Linked DNA regions of Mus musculus: region 2 is linked to region 1. A link is a loop called in an ENCODE intact Hi-C map of the cell type or tissue named here. Cell type or tissue: heart. All regions are shown on one strand. Links, peaks and the distances in the headings refer to the core of each region. The heading gives the core; the rest is flanking DNA. Region 1 holds the start of Ssh1 (slingshot protein phosphatase 1). Region 2 holds the start of Usp30 (ubiquitin specific peptidase 30).

Evidence for each region. Hi-C counts contacts between places; a loop is a spot of excess contacts. Peaks named below come from ENCODE experiments on the same cell type or tissue, not always from the same donor. Only the 100,000 strongest peaks of a DNase experiment are listed, where the experiment ranks them.
Region 2: it touches region 1 in a loop (2.2-fold over the local background); 3 of 42 quality-filtered maps call a loop at or near these places.

The regions. Positions count from the first base shown.
Region 1 is chr5:113,987,514-113,995,518 of GRCm38, forward strand. It overlaps Ssh1 (slingshot protein phosphatase 1), which reads right to left and starts at 6,277. Exons shown (of 15, transcript NM_198109.5): 1 at 6,151-6,277; 2 at 2,133-2,173. The coding sequence starts at 6,219. It overlaps Gm52825 (a long non-coding RNA gene), which reads left to right and starts at 2,309. Exons shown (of 3, transcript XR_003955978.1): 1 at 2,309-2,364; 2 at 2,501-2,754; 3 at 2,896-4,721. In heart, for the core only: a CTCF peak has its summit at 3,317 (motif pointing left); DNase peaks (open chromatin) are centred at 2,158, 3,878, 5,008 and 5,228; H3K4me3 peaks cover 898 bases; H3K27ac peaks cover 1,127 bases.
Region 2 is chr5:114,096,396-114,104,400 of GRCm38, forward strand. Usp30 (ubiquitin specific peptidase 30) reads left to right here and starts at 3,938. Exons shown (of 13, transcript NM_001033202.3): 1 at 3,938-4,120; 2 at 5,988-6,097; 3 at 7,249-7,431. The coding sequence starts at 4,038. In heart, for the core only: no CTCF peak of the experiment used is centred there; DNase peaks (open chromatin) are centred at 3,806 and 4,566; H3K4me3 peaks cover 1,930 bases; H3K27ac peaks cover 1,470 bases.

The DNA of each region.
Region 1 (8,005 bases), core at 1,353-5,352:
AAGCAGATCTAACCCTGATCATATTCATGTGATCTCATGTGAATTTTCTTGCCATTCTAGCTACTCAATAAAAGCTAGACCCTATGATTGGGCAGTGGAAGGGAAAGGTGCAACAAGAGGTTCTGGAGAGTGATGGGAGAGAGTACAGGAAGAGGAGGAAGCCATGATGGAGCAGAACCATGTGTCCAGGAGAAACCACAAGTAGGGAAGGGTCTTATAGCTGGGGAATAAGTTAGTAGTTAGATCTGCCCAGTCTAGGCATATAGCTAGACTTCAGATGGGCAAAGAGAAGGAGGTCTGAATTTTTGGCAAAAAAAAAAAAAAAAGTCCAGATGACTTTGGTGTCCCCTACAGTAACTGGTGACTAATATCTTTTTTTGTTGTTGTTTTTCAAGAAAGGATTTCTCTTATGGCCCTGGCTGTCCTGGAACTCACGGAACTCACTCTGTAGACCAGGCTGGCCTCAAATTCAGAAATCTATCTGCCTCCAAGTACCAGGATCAAAGGCGTTTGCCACCACACCCACTTGGTGACTACATCTTATGGGAATTTTACAAAATGTATTATCATTTCATGTTTCTAGGGATTTTGCCTGCATTTATCTCTATGTACCTATGCACACATGATGACCAAGGCCAAAAGAAGGTGTCAGGTCATATAAACTAGAGTTACGAGTGGTCGTGAGCCACCACACTGGTGCTGGGAACCAAACTCAGGTCCTCTGCAAGAGCAGCCAGTGTTCTTAACTACTGAGCCATTTCCAGCCCTTAAGAACTGTCTCAGTAGGGAACTGCAACCCTATAGGTGGAACAACAATATGAACTAAGCAGTACCCCGGAGCTCTTGTCTCTAGCTGCATATGTATCAAAAGATGGCCTAGTCGGCCATCACTGCAAAGAGAGGCCCATTGGACTTGCAAAGTTTATATGCCCCAATACAGGGGAACGCCAGGGCCAAAAAGGGGGAGTGGGTGGGTAGGGGAGTGGGGGTGGGTGGGTATGGGGGACTTTTGGTATAGCATTGGAAATGTAAATGAGCTAAATACCTAATAAAAAATGGAAAAAAAAAACTGTCTCAGTGAGCTCGGCTACCAATCAATCCCAATCTCACACGACACTTTTAATCCCAGCACTCACTCAGGAGGCAGAGGCAGATGGACCACTGAGTTCAAGGCCAGCCAGGTCTACAGTGAGTTCTAGGACAGTCAGGGCTACACAGAGAGACCTCATTTTGAAAAAAAAAAAAAAAAAAAAAAAAGCAAGCAAAAAGAAGTGATGTTCTGACTTCAAAAGTAGCAGCTTGTCCAAAGCAGAATGAAAAAACAGAGGGCATAGTACAATGATTGTTAAACACAGACAGGAACTTCTGCAAGAAAATATATCAGGGGCGACGAGAGGGCTGAGCGGGCATAGGACCTTGCTGCCAAGCCTGAGGACCTGAGTTCAATCCAAGGGACCCACATGAAGAAATGAATGCTCCAAACTGTTCTCTGATACACACACACAGACACACACAGACACAGACACGCTCACACACATGTAACAACAACAAAGGAAATGAAGGGCACAGAAAAAATACAGTTATTTGCCTCCTTTTGCAAATGACATCCCATATCAAGGCAGTTACAGGCTGCTGGTGTTTAGTGGTAGAGCCTTTGCTTAGCCTGCTTGAGACCCTGTGTGTGCTCAGCAGTTCTTCCTCCCCCTAAGCAGGGAGTAGCCAAGCACATACGATTTTTACTTAATTGTTCATTTACTGTGGTGCTGCGGATGGACCCAGAGCCTTGTACGTGATGGGCAAAGGACACATCCCAGGTTTTTTGTTTGTTTACTATGTAGTCCAAGCTGGCCTTAAAACTGCAACCCTGCCTCATCAGCTCCTAGAATCACAGGTATGTACTACAACCAGTAATCTCTACAGTAGTATTTCACCACGGAGCTTGGGCTGGCCCGGAACGTGCTATGTAGAGCAGGCTGGCCTCGAACTCAAAGAGATCCAAATCCCTTCTGGTAAGATTACGAGCTTGTAGCTTGGGCTTCCATGAAGACACGGTTATAAAACCATTTTTCAACCGTACAACAGTGCTCTTCACCTACTTCCCGGACCTAAGGACAAACGCCAAGTGGACTTACCTGAGGTTCAATTTCCGTTCTTCATCGCTGCCAGCCTCCAACTACAGGGAAAGAGAGAGAAAGTGTGTGACCTCACAGCCGCCACTATTAGCTCTGACAGCAGACTCCCCGGTGCCCGGCAAAGATAAAGGCATCCAGGAAGGAGGCTGCCGTGTTCGAGACACACCCCCTGCCCTCTCCATGCCAACCTGATGTGTTGTTCCTCTGAGTCACTCTCGCTCCACATTTTCAGGTTTCCTAATGTTTATCCCTATTTCTGTCTCAGCCGCCTGAGCCGAGCCCCATGGGCTCTGTTTCCCAAGGCTCTTTCAAGCCCTAGACTAGACAACACACTGACTCTGAGTCTTATTCTGGTTTTGTTTTTACAGGAAACGGGATTACCGTCTTAAGAAAACCTATTTCTTTGTGGAGCCAGGCACACCAGCAAGCCCGAGGAATACCACTGAAAAACTCCATCCCAAAGAAGGTCCACACACCTGTCACCCTGGCTACTTAACAGGCTAAGGCAGGGGAACCGTTTGCCCCAGGGATCTGAGAGCAGCCCAGATAACACAGCAAGCGGGCATGTCCAAAACCAAACTGAAACGAAAAGCCACGCCAGACAAGACTTCGGCCATGGAAGGTATCCGGGCATTGAATTCTAAATATCTTAACCCCATCACTACTTACTCCCCTCCCCACCTCTCCTTTCTGGGCAAAAACACAAAATGAGAAGAAAACACAAGGTGGTCCAGGAGGAGTTGGCGTGTTTTTTTTTTTAAAGCACCCACTGTGTGGAAGAGAACATCAGAGCAGTGTGACAGCCAGGACAGACACAAGACTGACTGGGGACCAGCCAGCCAGCCAGAGGTCAAGGGCAGCAGGAACTGGATCCAGAGCTAAGGTAGGAAGGGAACTGGGCAGTATGGGATATACATCAAGAGGAGACCATTTCCACCAAGAATGAGTATTCCATAAGGTGTCCCCCTTATATGAAGAGTCTATGTACAACTTTATAGATGTACACACTGGGAATGGACCGCGTTGGCTCCTGGGCTGTAAAGGAGAAGGGAAAAACCAGGGCAGGCCCCCCACACATTGCAGCACTAGACAGAAGCAAACAGCAGCAGCGGATCACCACATGTAAGGACTCCTTCAATAAGGGCCACTGGGGCATTTTTTTGGAGGGTGCTACTGGCATCTAGTGGGCGGAGCAAGAGGATGCTGCTGAAGGAGAAGCCTCCACCTCTGAGTCTCAGGGTCAGCAGCGAGGCTGAGAAGCCCTGGTCCCAAGTGCCTGGAGACTAGCCTGTGCCCATGAAAAACAGACCTTGCACATTGGTCCAAAACAATGTTGCTATACACCTAGGGGAAACAGTTTATGTATCTCTTTCTCAGCTCCCCTTGATCTCACAAAGGAATTCAATAAGGTCAACAGGAAAAGGACAAATACGAGATAATTAAAGATCCAGAAAGTATGGGGAGGTGATGGGGGACAAAAGTAAGAGGACAAGATTGCTGTGGGACCAAGAGCTGTGATTTCCCTTGGTTTCCCAGGCTTCACTGCTAACCTAGCTCTGTCAGGAAACCGCTGTCTCCCTGACTCATAAAAGAAGTGGCATTTGGATAACAGACTGGGGGAAAGAGGACACGGGCTCCGCAGCCATTGACTTCTTAGTCACCATCTGAGGTTTTCCACTGAAAGGTGATGTAAGGTCAGGAATGCCAGAGAAGCAGAGAGAGACGGCATCATCCCCAAAGAAACAATCCAGGCCCATCCGAAGATCTGACTTGGAGAGAGAGAGGAAGCCAAGTGGGAAAAGGATGGGCGGGAGGCACAGCCAATCGGGATTCCAGTCTCCCAGCACAGGGAGCACCTGCTGTCTACTCTCTCTGCCTTGCTCCTGACCTGGGCACATCGGGAAGGCAGCTTAGCCATCCCAGGAACATCCCAGGTGACAAAGGCATGCTCAAGTTAAAGAAAAGCCATCTGGGATTTTAGGGTTTGTGTGTACTTGCAGGTGTGACTGGTATGTGTTCACATGTGCATGTGTGTGTGTATGTGGCTGCTGGCGATGTCATTGTCTTCCATATTGAGTCAGGGTCTCGCTCACCTTGCCCATTCTTAATTTCACTAGCCTGGCCATGCAGCCTGTACTAGGGGTTTCCTGCCTCCACCTTCCACATTCCTAGGATGTAAAAGTCAAGAGGGCTCTGGGCCTCCTCACACTTTAAACATTGGCTTTCTTCTGGGCTTTCTCTTCTGTTAATTGGTCATTGGGAGATCATCATATAATGATTTAAAATGGAGGCTGGAAGGGGGCTGCAGAAGAGAGCTCCGCAGTTAAAAGCATTTGCTGCTCTTCCAGAGGACCTAAAAGCAGATGCCCAGATCCACAACCTGCAGCTCACAAGCCCCCTGTAAGCCTAGCTCCACAGGATCCAACATCCTCTTCTGGTCTCCGTGGGCACCTGCATATGCCCAGAAGCAGACAGAGAGACAAACGCATGCACACACATGCATACACACCTTAATGTAATTTTTAAAATGTAGGTAGTGTGCGTAGTGCCAGGCACACACAAGGGTCTGGTTCAAACATTTAGTACTAAATAACATTAATAATAATAATAATAATAATAATAAAATGATTTTTAAAATGTCCTAATCAGTGTCCTGAAAAAAATTTACCCCCCATACAATGAATTCTTATAGAAAGGAAAGAAATGATTAGACCCAGTATGGGCAAACCTTGAGACCAGCACGCTTAGAGGGAGAAGCCAGACAGAGGCAACACTGCATATTTCCTGTTATATGAACTACAGCGTAGGCAAATGTAGAGAAGTAGGGGACGCCCCGGGGTGGGGGTGAAGCAAAGACAAGCGGTAACTGAGAAGGGCGGGGCGCTGAAGCTTCGGGACTGAGTGGCTGAGCGGGTGTGTCTACTAACGCTGACTTACATACTTCCAAAAGGTAAAGCCACAGGCTGTGAGTTACATCTCAACTAAAAAAAAAAAGATTAAAAGCCTAAAAATGTGTCTAATACAGGAACTGGAAGCGACCAAGTGTTAAATTCCCATAACATTATGGAAGTTGGCTAGAAATCCAGGCTGAGAGCCAGGTGTGGAAAGCTCTTCTGAACTGACAACATCTGAGACGCAGAGGCAGGGGGCCAGCCACAACTACATGATGAAGGAAGGAAGGAAGGAAGGAAGGAAGGAAGGAAGGAAGAGAATTTCGGCTGCAAAGGCCTGTACTGCCCCTCCCTGCTTCCCTATGCTCCTGTAGTTTCCTAGGAAGAACACAAGATAAAAGGCACTTTGTAAACTGTTGTAGGGGAACCGAGCTGTGTGGGAAGAGAGGCCTTACTACAATCTAACTTCTCAGTTGCCCTGCCTAATTGTGTGCAAAGAGGAGGCAACCAGAACCTTCTGCCTGCAGATAAAACTCATGAAAGAGTCTCAGACAGAAAGGGCCCTGGAGGCTTAACCTCACAGCCATTCTGCAAAGATGCCTGCCAGTCCCCGCAAGACGAGCCCAAAACGCACCAACACGGGCACGCAGGGGTGCTGAGCCAAGTCTCACGCAGACACACAACCCCGGGAGAGGGCCCAGATTCCAGCTGGCAACTTCCTGGGCCTGCGGGGCTAGCCCAGCACAGCGGGGCGTCCCCTGCAGCCGGCTGGGTCATCCGGGGTTTACTCCGAGGCCTTAAGCTCATCAGGGGAAGGGGGTGGGATGAGCCCGGCTGGGGTAGCACAGCCTGGGGCAGGCCGTCCTGAGGACCCGGACGCTCCGGTCCCCATCTACCCCGATTAAGCAGCATGAGCTCAGGCCCCGAGCGGAACCCGAGACCCTGCAGCCCAGAGCCGACCAGAGCCTTTCCTGGTGCCCTGCGATCTGGAAGCATCCCCCCCCGCCCCCCCACCTCCGCGACCCCAGCCCGGCGCATGCTCAGTCACCGGGACGCGGGGACGCCCGCACCCCAAGGGCGGACGCACCTCCGCCTCACACCTTGTGGGAGGGTGCGGCCGGGCTCACCTCGCTGTTGCTTGCGGAGGAAGACGCGGCGCTGGGCGTGGGAGAGCGCTGAAGGGTCACCAAGGCCATCGCGGCGCGGGCCCGGCCCGGGGCCTCCAGCAGCCGGCCGGGCAGCCGCGCCGGGCCCGCCCCTCGCTCCCTCCCTCTTCCCTCCTCCCTCCCGCAAACTCCCCACCCCCCACCCCCTTCCCCGGCTCCGGAGTCCGCCGGGCCCGCAGCGCTCGGGCAGTGATGCGCATGCGCCAGTGACCGGCCTGGGGCGGGCCCCGCCGCGCGGTCACGTCCACTCGCGCGCGCCCCCGCGCTGGCTGCAGCCGCCCGGCCTGGGCCCCTCCTCCGCCGCTAGACTCGCGGGCAGCGTAGGGAAACTGAGGCCTCCGAAGGCAAGGCCAGCAGAGCAAAGCTGCCCAGAGTTTGTAAAAGACTCACTCGTTTATTCTTTCAAGGAAAGTTACTCTGCTCATACAAAGTGCGGGGCCTCCCCCCACCCCACCCCACCCCCGGGACTGTGAAATCCGCTTGCAGAGTTGCTTTGCATAGGATTGGGGTGTAGCCCAGTAGCAGGGTGTCCCGCCGGCCTACTCAAGGTCCTGGATTCCAACGCCTGCACCACCAAGGGCTGATCTAATCTTCGAATTCCTTCTGGTGTCTAGAAACGCAGACTAGTGGGTGGCGAGAGGAAAGGCTTCTCGAAGGAGTAGTACTTGCTAGGAGGCAGGATTTCCGTGAGCTGGACTAACCCACGGAGGGAGAGAGAACTGTGGGCCGGCCAGAAGCTTGCCCGGGGACAGCAGTGGGGATAAGCGGGCGCGTTGCATTGGCTTTGGAAAGGTTGCCAGTGGGCCAGGGTGAGGGACCCCAGCAAGGCGGTACTGGGCAACTTGATAGAAACTTCTCTTTCACAGAGCCCCGACCCCTACTCTGGACCTCTTGTGGTACCCAAGCCTTGCTAATCACAAGTCTCCAGTCCCACTCCATCATCCTCAAAGCCCGAGAGGAAACCTGGCTCCTCCCTGCCTCTTCCACCGTCTTGAGGGTATCAACAGTCTCCATCCTCAAATAAGGATTGTCTTTCTTTTTAAATTTTTATTTATTATTATCTGTGTGTGTGTGTGATATGCGTATGAATACATGCATGAATCAAATTCAGGTCACTAGCCTTAGTGGCAAGGCTCCTTTATGTACCATGTAACCAACCCTTAAAGGGGATTTTCAGTGGGGTTACCCCGCAATGTAAGGAAGTTTCCAGTTGCTCGTATTTAACAGACGCTCCTGCTAAGTGCAAAGAGTCTCGGTTTTTAAAGATCTGAGAATGGCGCCATTAACTGCCCCCTATGTCGACACAAAGCATCCTCTGCATTTTCAGAAGGCAACTATGTCAAAACAGGACTGAGTATACTTTTTGTCTGTGAATTTGGTCCACAGTTTTTCAGCACTAAGTAAGACAGGTTTTGAATGGCAATACCCAGCAGGGCTCCCCTCTGTTTGGAGCTATTCTTTGGCTGATAGATGATCACGAGTGTTCCAGAATGCCAGCTTTGTGTGTGTGTGTGTGTATATCTGTGTATGTGTGTGGGTGTGCATGTGTGTATGAGTGTGTGTATATGTATGTGTATACATATATGTGTGAGTATGTGTGCATATGAGTGTGTGTATGTATGTGTGTGTGAGAACATATGCATGTCACAGTTTGACCACCTGCAGAGGTCAAGACATCTCTGCGGAGTCAGTTTTAAACTCATAAAGTTGTGGATGTCATCAATTAGAGCAGAGACGACCTTCTCAGCCCTCCGGGAGCATCAGGCTCAGGATTCTGAGACTTCCCAGTCTCGAAGCCTGTATGGTCTTCTTATGA
Region 2 (8,005 bases), core at 2,208-6,207, 110 kb after region 1:
CACCAGATCCCCTCACCCCTGAGCTACACCAGATCCTCTCATCCCTGCTCTACACCAGATCCCCTCACCCCTGAGCTACACCAGATCCCCTCACCCCTGAGCTACACCAGATCCCCTCATCCCTGCTCCACACCAGATCTCCTCACCCCTGTTCTACACTAGTTCCCCTCATCTCTGCTCCACACCAGATCCCCTCACCCCTGTCTACACCAGATCCCCTCACCCCTGAGCTAACCAGATCCCCTCATCCTTGCTCTACACCAGATCCCCTCACCCCTGAACTACACCAGATCCCCTCACCCCTGAGATACACCAGATCCCCTCATCCCTGCTCTACACCAGATCCCCTCACCCCTGAGCTACACTAGTTCCCCTCATCTCTACACTACACCAGATCCTCTCACCTATGCACTACCCAAGTCCTCTCATCTCTGCTCTACACCAGATCCCCTCACCCCTGAGCTACACCAGATCCCCTCATCCCTGCTCTACACCAGATCCCCTCACCCCTGAGCTACACCAGATCCCCTCATCCCTGCTCTACACCAGATCCCCTCACCCCTGAGCTATACCAGATCCCCTCATCCCTGCTCTACACCAGATCTCCTCACCCCTGTTCTACACTAGTTCCCCTCATCTCTACACTACACCAGATCCTCTCACCCCTGCTCTACACCAGATCCCCTCACCCCTGAGCTACACCAGATCCCCTCACCCCTGTGCTACAGCACCTTTGGCAGCATGATTCCTAGCCACAGCTGAGTGGTTGAGGAGGTACACTTCTGTCCTCAAGGCATCTATTGCTCGGTTGGGGCTGGGATGCATGAAATTCTGGCTTCCATCCCCAGCACTGAATAACACTGGTTATGGTGGTGTGTGCCTAAAATCCCAGCAGTCAGGAAGACCAGGAATCCAAGTTGTTCTTGAGTTTAAGGCCCTGTCTCAGAAAATCATATACATGCATATATGATATAATATGTATGACACAATATGCAAACACTTGTTAGTAACTTCTTCTCAGTTATGGATTCAAATGCTGTTGAGTTATTATGTAACCCTATGATAATTATCTTGGCCAACTGGAAACACTCTTGAAGAGTCTCAGTAGGAACTGTCTATATCAGCTGGCCCTGTGTGTCTTTATTTTTATTTTTTGGTTGTTTGAGACAGGGTTTCTCTGAGCAGTCTGGGCTCTCCTGGGACTCCCTCTGTAGACCAGGCTGGTTTCAAGCTTAAAGATCCATCTGCCTCATCTCCCAAACTTAGAGATTCACCTAACTCTGCCTCCTGAGGGCAGAGATTAAAGGCATGCAGCACTGTGTATCTCAATTAATTTAATTGATATGGGAGACCAAGCCCACTGTGGGTGTTCACATTCTGTAGGCTGGGGCACCTGAACTGTGTCAGAGTAGAAAAGTTAACCTGTGCACCAAGCAAGCAAGGAAGCCTGTGAGCAGTCATATTATTGTTATTACTATTCTTATTAATATTAAAATTTCATCTTTATATTATAATCAATCATTTATCATCATCACTCTACTCTTGACTGTTGGTGTGCTGTGACTTAGTCCCTCAAGTTCTTGCCACTGTGGCTTCCCGACAACATAGAGTATAACTAGGAATTGTAAGCTAAAAGAAACCCCTTTGTTTCCTCAGTTGATTTGCCCAGATACTTTATCCCAGCAGCAGAACTAAAACCAGGACAGATTTCCACTGTACTCCCATGTGTGTTCTCAATGTAACCAGAAGCAAGAACCTGAGCACTTGTGCACTGATGCTTAAAAACAACACTAGTCACAGAAACCAAGAAGTGGGACCTGGGGTAGAGCTCAGCTGGGACAGTGAGCATCCAGCATTCCTGAAGCCTGAGGTTCCGGTTCCCAGGACCGAATGAAAAGTGGCTTTGATGGCACAAACCTTAAATCTCAGTATTCAGGAGGTGGAGGCGGGAGGTTCGGAATATCAAGATCGTCAAACCATGGCCATCAACAAAGAATGAAGTCTGATAGGAACTACACTTCAGATCCACCCTGAAAATGTTATGCTAAATGAAAAAAAGCCAGGCCCAAGGGCCAGATGCTAATGAATTCACACAGCACAGATGTTGAATCCATAAGGATAGAAGATGAAATAGACATCACGGAGAGAAAGAAACAAAAGATCCCTGTTTAATATGTGTGATTCCTGACTGGGGAATTTAAACGTTCTATAGGGAATGTCAGTACGTTGCTCACACTGCTGAGCTTCATACTTATAAACTGGGCCAGTGAGATAGGTCAGCAGGGAGTGGTGCTTGCTGCCAAACATGATAACCTGGGTTTGAACACGCATGGTGGAAGGAGAGAACAGAATTCCTGAGGCTGGTCTCTGACCTCCACATGCAAGTCATGACACATGCCTCCCCAATAATTTTTTAAATTGGCTAAAGATTGTAAGATGGTTCCGTTGCTGTGGAAAACAATCTAGAAGTGTCTAAAAAAAAAGAATTAGCATATAAATCTATAATCTCATTACTTGATATATATCTGGAAGGGCTGAAAACAAGACCAGAAAGAGAGGGTTATGTGCCCGAGTTTATTGCCAAGAAGTGGAAACAACCTGAATGTCCATTGAGACATGGACAGGAGAGAGAAACTAGTACTTACAATGGAATATTACTTTCCTGTAAAAAAAGACTTTATGCCAAGTGAGCTAAGACAGTCACCAAAGAACTCTGAGCGACTCCTGTCCTGAGACAGCCAACCTCAACCTCACAGGAATAGAAATAGAATGGAAATTACTAGAACAGAAGACAGGAAGGGGGAGTTACTCAACACACACAGTTCGGCTTTGAGAAGAGAAATGGTATAAAGATCTGCAGCACATACAGCAGCATGCCCACACAAGAGAGGAATCTAAAAATTCTAACACCTTTTTTATTGTATGTATGACAGAGGGAGATTTGCAGCTGATAAATATCTAGTTTGTTTCCATGTTTTGCTGTTTTAAAGAGTGAATTCACAAACATTTGTGTGGGACTGTTTAGGACTTTGTATAAACCTAATAGAAACAGATTTCTAAGACACTGCATTTTAATTTATTGCATTTGTGTGTCTGTGCACTTGTGTATGCATGTGTATATATGTGTGCACATGTGCATGCAAGTGTATGTGCATGTGTTTGCATGTATTTGTATGTATCTGTATGTTTATAGGTGTGTGTGTGTGCACGCGTGTATATGTGTGCTGTGTGCATGTGAATGCATGCATGTATGTGTATACGTGTATGGGTATATATACTGTGCATATGTGTGCGTATGTGTAGTGTGCATGTGTATATATATACGTGTGTGTGTGCGTGTGCATGTGTGCACATATGCATGTGTGTGTATTGTGAAGTGTGCATCTATGTATAAATGTGCATGCGTGTGTGCAGGTGTATGTGTGTGCATATACGAGTGTAAGTGCAGGCATATGCATGTGTATGTGTGCATGTGTTTGTGCGCGCGCGCGTGTGTGTGTGTTGCGCACCACAGCACACATAGGAAGGTCCTGATAACTTTGGTTCTCTTCTACTGTATGGTTCTGGGCACTGAACTCAGGGTGTGAGATTTGGGGGCAGCTGTTTTTACCTACAGAGCCATCTTGCTAACCCCACATTTTAAAAAATCAAAGCTAGAGCCATCTATTTTTAAATTTTCCAGTTTAATAACAGCCTTTCCACATGAACCAAGCTCCGTCCTGGAGGCGGAGCAAATGCGAAGGCTCATAGCTTCCGAAGTGGTCCCCGGGCCCCGGGAAACCTCCCTTAGCAACGAATCAGGCTGCGGTTGCTAGGAGCAAAGGAACCGGGGAGGGGTCGTCCGTTCACTATTTCAGTCCGGTGTGACTAACTTCCGGTCCGTCCTCCTGGCTTCTTCCCCCCTCCGCCGAAGCGGGGTCGCCACCGCGGGTTCCTCCACTTTGCGAGCCTCCTGTCTTGGGCTCCTCATTCCGCTGCGGCGGGCGGGCGAGCGGGGGGCGGCGGCGGCAGCGGTAGCGGCGGCGGCAGCGAGCGCGATGCTAAGTTCCCGGGCGCAGGCGGCGAGGACGGCGGCCGACAAGGCCCTGCAGCGCTTCCTGCGCACCGGGGCGGCCGTCAGGTGAGTGGGTGGGGGTGCGGGGTGGCGGTGGCGGCCGCAGGGCCTCCAGGCCTGCGCGGACCCGGCCGAGGCGGAGGCCGCGGCCCGGCGTCGCCTCCTCGTCCCTGCTGTGGCCGCGGCCTGCGACGCCCCGCAGCCCCTCGCGGTGACCCCAGACTCGGGCTCCGGGCACACAATCTGCACGCCGCTGCTCCCCCGCAGTTTGTCAGATGCCGGTCTCCCACCTCTGCCATGCTGGAGATTCTCACTTCTGCATCCCAAACCGCTCCGGTTCCCAAGCTTCCGAAGGCTCCCAGCCGCTGAGCTCCCCAGGCTGTGACAATTCCAGGCTCTTCGTTCCTGCTAGGACCCCCGTCTGCACCCCAGCCCGGTTGATCTTCCCAAGGCCTGGGGCCACACCCCCGTTGCTCACCCTGACTGCTGGGACCTGTTGCTTGGGTTGGCTACCTTGGATACCGGGGCAGGTCTAACAGCATCTTATCCGGCTCTGAAGCCCCCCACCCCGTGTTTATTCCGCCCAGCGGCCCTATTTTACCAGGTGGGAAGGAAGGCTTGATTGGGCCTTGCGGCCTAACAGCTGACCTGAGAGCAGGGCTGGTGGCCAGCTTAATCTCACCCTCAGGCTCACGTACCGTCTTCATGGTACGGTTCTGCAGAAGAACTAGTCAATCAACACCATGCCTCGGTTTCCCTCGTTGAGTGTGTGCCGAGCAGGTGTGCTGTAACTGGCCCCCTCCTTCTCCCGCTGACTGCTTTTTAAGCCAAGGTCTGTGCACATTCTATGGACTCACCCTGGAAGAACAAAAAGATTTGAAACTGGTAATTAGCTGTGACATCGGAGAATGCTGGCCGTTGTCTGACGATTGCTGTTGTCACTAGTGATCCTTTTCAGGGAGTGTTTATTCAGCTGAGACCAATATTCATGCAGGCAGAATTAGGGGGACAGATCTTAGTGGTAGAGCATTTGTCTGTCCTGCATAAGGCCCTAGCTAGGGTCAGTCCCTGGTACCAGGGGAGGTGATCAACTTCATATAGTCCAAGCATTAGGTAAGAACGTATTACACACATGTCCACATGCAACATATATGTGGGTACATGTTACACACACGTTGCACGTATGTGTGGGTTGCCTTACTTGGAGATACAGAACTTTGTATAAAATTGTGTTTTGAATTACTGCTGCAGTTTTCTTAATTGTGGGAAAAAAGAATAGTGTCCACCTTCAAGTCTAGCCTGGAACGAAGAAATCTTTAATCGTATGAACATATAGATGTCCTCTTGTGGTATTGTTTCGTATTCTCAAAGAGAAATCCATTTTTAAAGCCAGGCCTGGTGCCACCGCTCTGTCACGAATTGCTCATGAGCCAGGAGGACTCTTGAGTTCAGAGCCAGCCTGAGCAACAACAACAACAACAACAACAAAACCCTAATTAAGTAAATAGGGAGAGCTTGGGGAGATGGTTCAGGTGTTCGACTGCCTATTGCATAAGCAACAAATGTGAAAACCAGAGTTGAGGTCACCAGAAGCCATGCGAGCACCAGGTGGCCTGGCATATTTCCTGCATCGGGAGGGAAGAAGCATGAGAGAGTGATGAGCTGTGCCAATGAGCTCTGGGCTCCCCACCCGAATGAACAAGCTACAGAGTGGTGACAAGGACTCCCAGTGTCCCTCCCCCTCCCCCATTTTCTAGTTAAGTGCTCAAGTATCCCAAATTCCAAGGCAAGGTCTTATTGGTACATATTACCTTAGATTTCAAGCTTGCTGGTTGGAGGGCTTATTTTGATGTAACATGTCACCTTCCTGCCACTGTCTGTACCAGCCTGCTGTTGGGAGACAGAGTGACAGTCCACGTCTTCTCCTTTTCAGATACAAAGTCATGAAGAACTGGGGAGTGATCGGTGGGATTGCCGCTGCCCTGGCAGCAGGGATCTATGTTATTTGGGGTCCCATTACAGAGAGGAAGAAGCGGAGAAAAGGTAGGGATGGGGCCCTGCATCGAGGTCTTGGGTTTGACTTGAGCCTCTCTTGTCTGTTTGAGTGGTTGGCCCTCTTAGCTTTAAAGCGAGGACCATGGTCTACGAAGTAGAACTCCCCACCCTGTGGTGGGAAGGCTCTGTTTTTTTGTTTTTTTTGAGACAGGGTTTCCCTGTGTAGCCCTGGCTGTCCTGGAACTCACTCTGTAAACCAGGCTGGCCTCAAACTCAGAAATTCATCTGCCTCTGCTTCCCAGCTTACATGTGAGTTTAAGACATGCTTTGTGCTGGCCCAGTGGCTCATGCCTCTAACTCCAGCACTTGGGATGCTGGAATAAGAGGATGCTATGAATTTGAATCCAGCCTGTGCTTTATACAGCAAGTACCAGGCCAGAGTGTGACATAGGCAAGACCCCATCCCGAGGAGGGGGGTGAAAAAAGGCAGGCCATTGTGTTTCAAGTGGCTCAATTGTTGTTACTAGTGTGTGGTTATGTTTCAGTCCTGCAGCTGACTGATTACATCACAGCAGTGGTTTCTCTGAGAGACAGGAGGGAAGGAGGGAGTGGGAGAGGGGAGCTGAGGGGATGGTCATAGAGAAGTTCCCTGCATGTTTTCATGAGCACTCTTATGTTAAAGAGTTTCTAAACAAGGCCTGGTGGCCAGCCTGGGCTCTGTGTACTGAGCTCATGAGTTTTGGCAGAAGAGGAAATGAGGGCATCTTGTGAGCCAGTCAGTGCTGCTATCTCTGCAGGCAGACTGACCAGTGTCTTTCTCAGTTGCCGTGGGAAGAACAAAAGCACTGTCCCGGGAGGCAGTACAGTTGCCAGCTATTGTAGGGCACTGCTCTCTAACTAAAGGAGAGAGCGTCCAGGAGCGCATGAGGCAAGGAGGAAGGCATGGCTGCTGCTGCCGCTGCCGCTTTTATCCGTTTCGTATCTGCGCCGGGCACCTGGAAGGGTTTCAGAGAGAACACAAGACAGAGGCCCACACTGCGGCTCAGTCTACAGCATAGCATGTCCCGTGCCCAGGCTCGCTCAGGGTGAAATCCCGACTGAGGGCTCCATGCATAGATGCCGGGTCCCAGAAGCGTGAGGAAGAGGAAGGAAGGTCTCCCCAGTGATGCATTGTCCTCTTCCTCCCGCGCCCTCCCTAGGGCTTGTGCCTGGCCTTGTCAATCTGGGGAATACCTGCTTCATGAACTCGCTGCTGCAGGGCCTGTCTGCCTGCCCTGCGTTTGTCAAGTGGCTGGAAGAGTTTACCACCCAGTACTCCAGGGACCAGCAGGGGCCACACACTCACCAGTGCCTGTCCTTAACACTGCTGAACCTCCTGAAAGGTACTGGGGACCTGAGGGAACGACCATTTTCAGTGTCTAGCTGACAGAATAAGAGGCTTAGGGGAGCCACTTTGTAGGAAAAGACGTTGTGGGGGAGGGGTGTGCACTGAGAACCTAAGAGACAGCATCAGATTGGGAAAACAGTTGTATTTGTTGTGTGTGCACGCAGCACACATAGGGAGCTCAGGACAACGTTGGTTCTCATCTACTGTCTGGTCCTGGGGACTGAACTCGGGCTGTGAGGTTTGGGGGCTGGTGCCTTTACCTACAGAGCCTGCTCACCAGCCCTACTTTAAAAAAAAATTAAAAATGGAACTATCTATTAAAAAAAAAAACAACTTTCAGTTTAATAGGGGGTGGGGAGGGGAAGGGAGGAAGGGGGAAGGGGAGGGGAGAGGAGGGGAGGGGATAGCTTGACCTCTCCTGAAGGTACTTTAGCAGCATTCAGTGAGCCCGTGCAATGTGGTCAGGTCTGCCAGGCCTGCTAATCTCACTGCCACAGTTAGTGTCTGGGAAAAGATGTGGGCACTTTTTTTTTTTAATTTTTAAAAGATTAATTAATTTAGTCATTTTA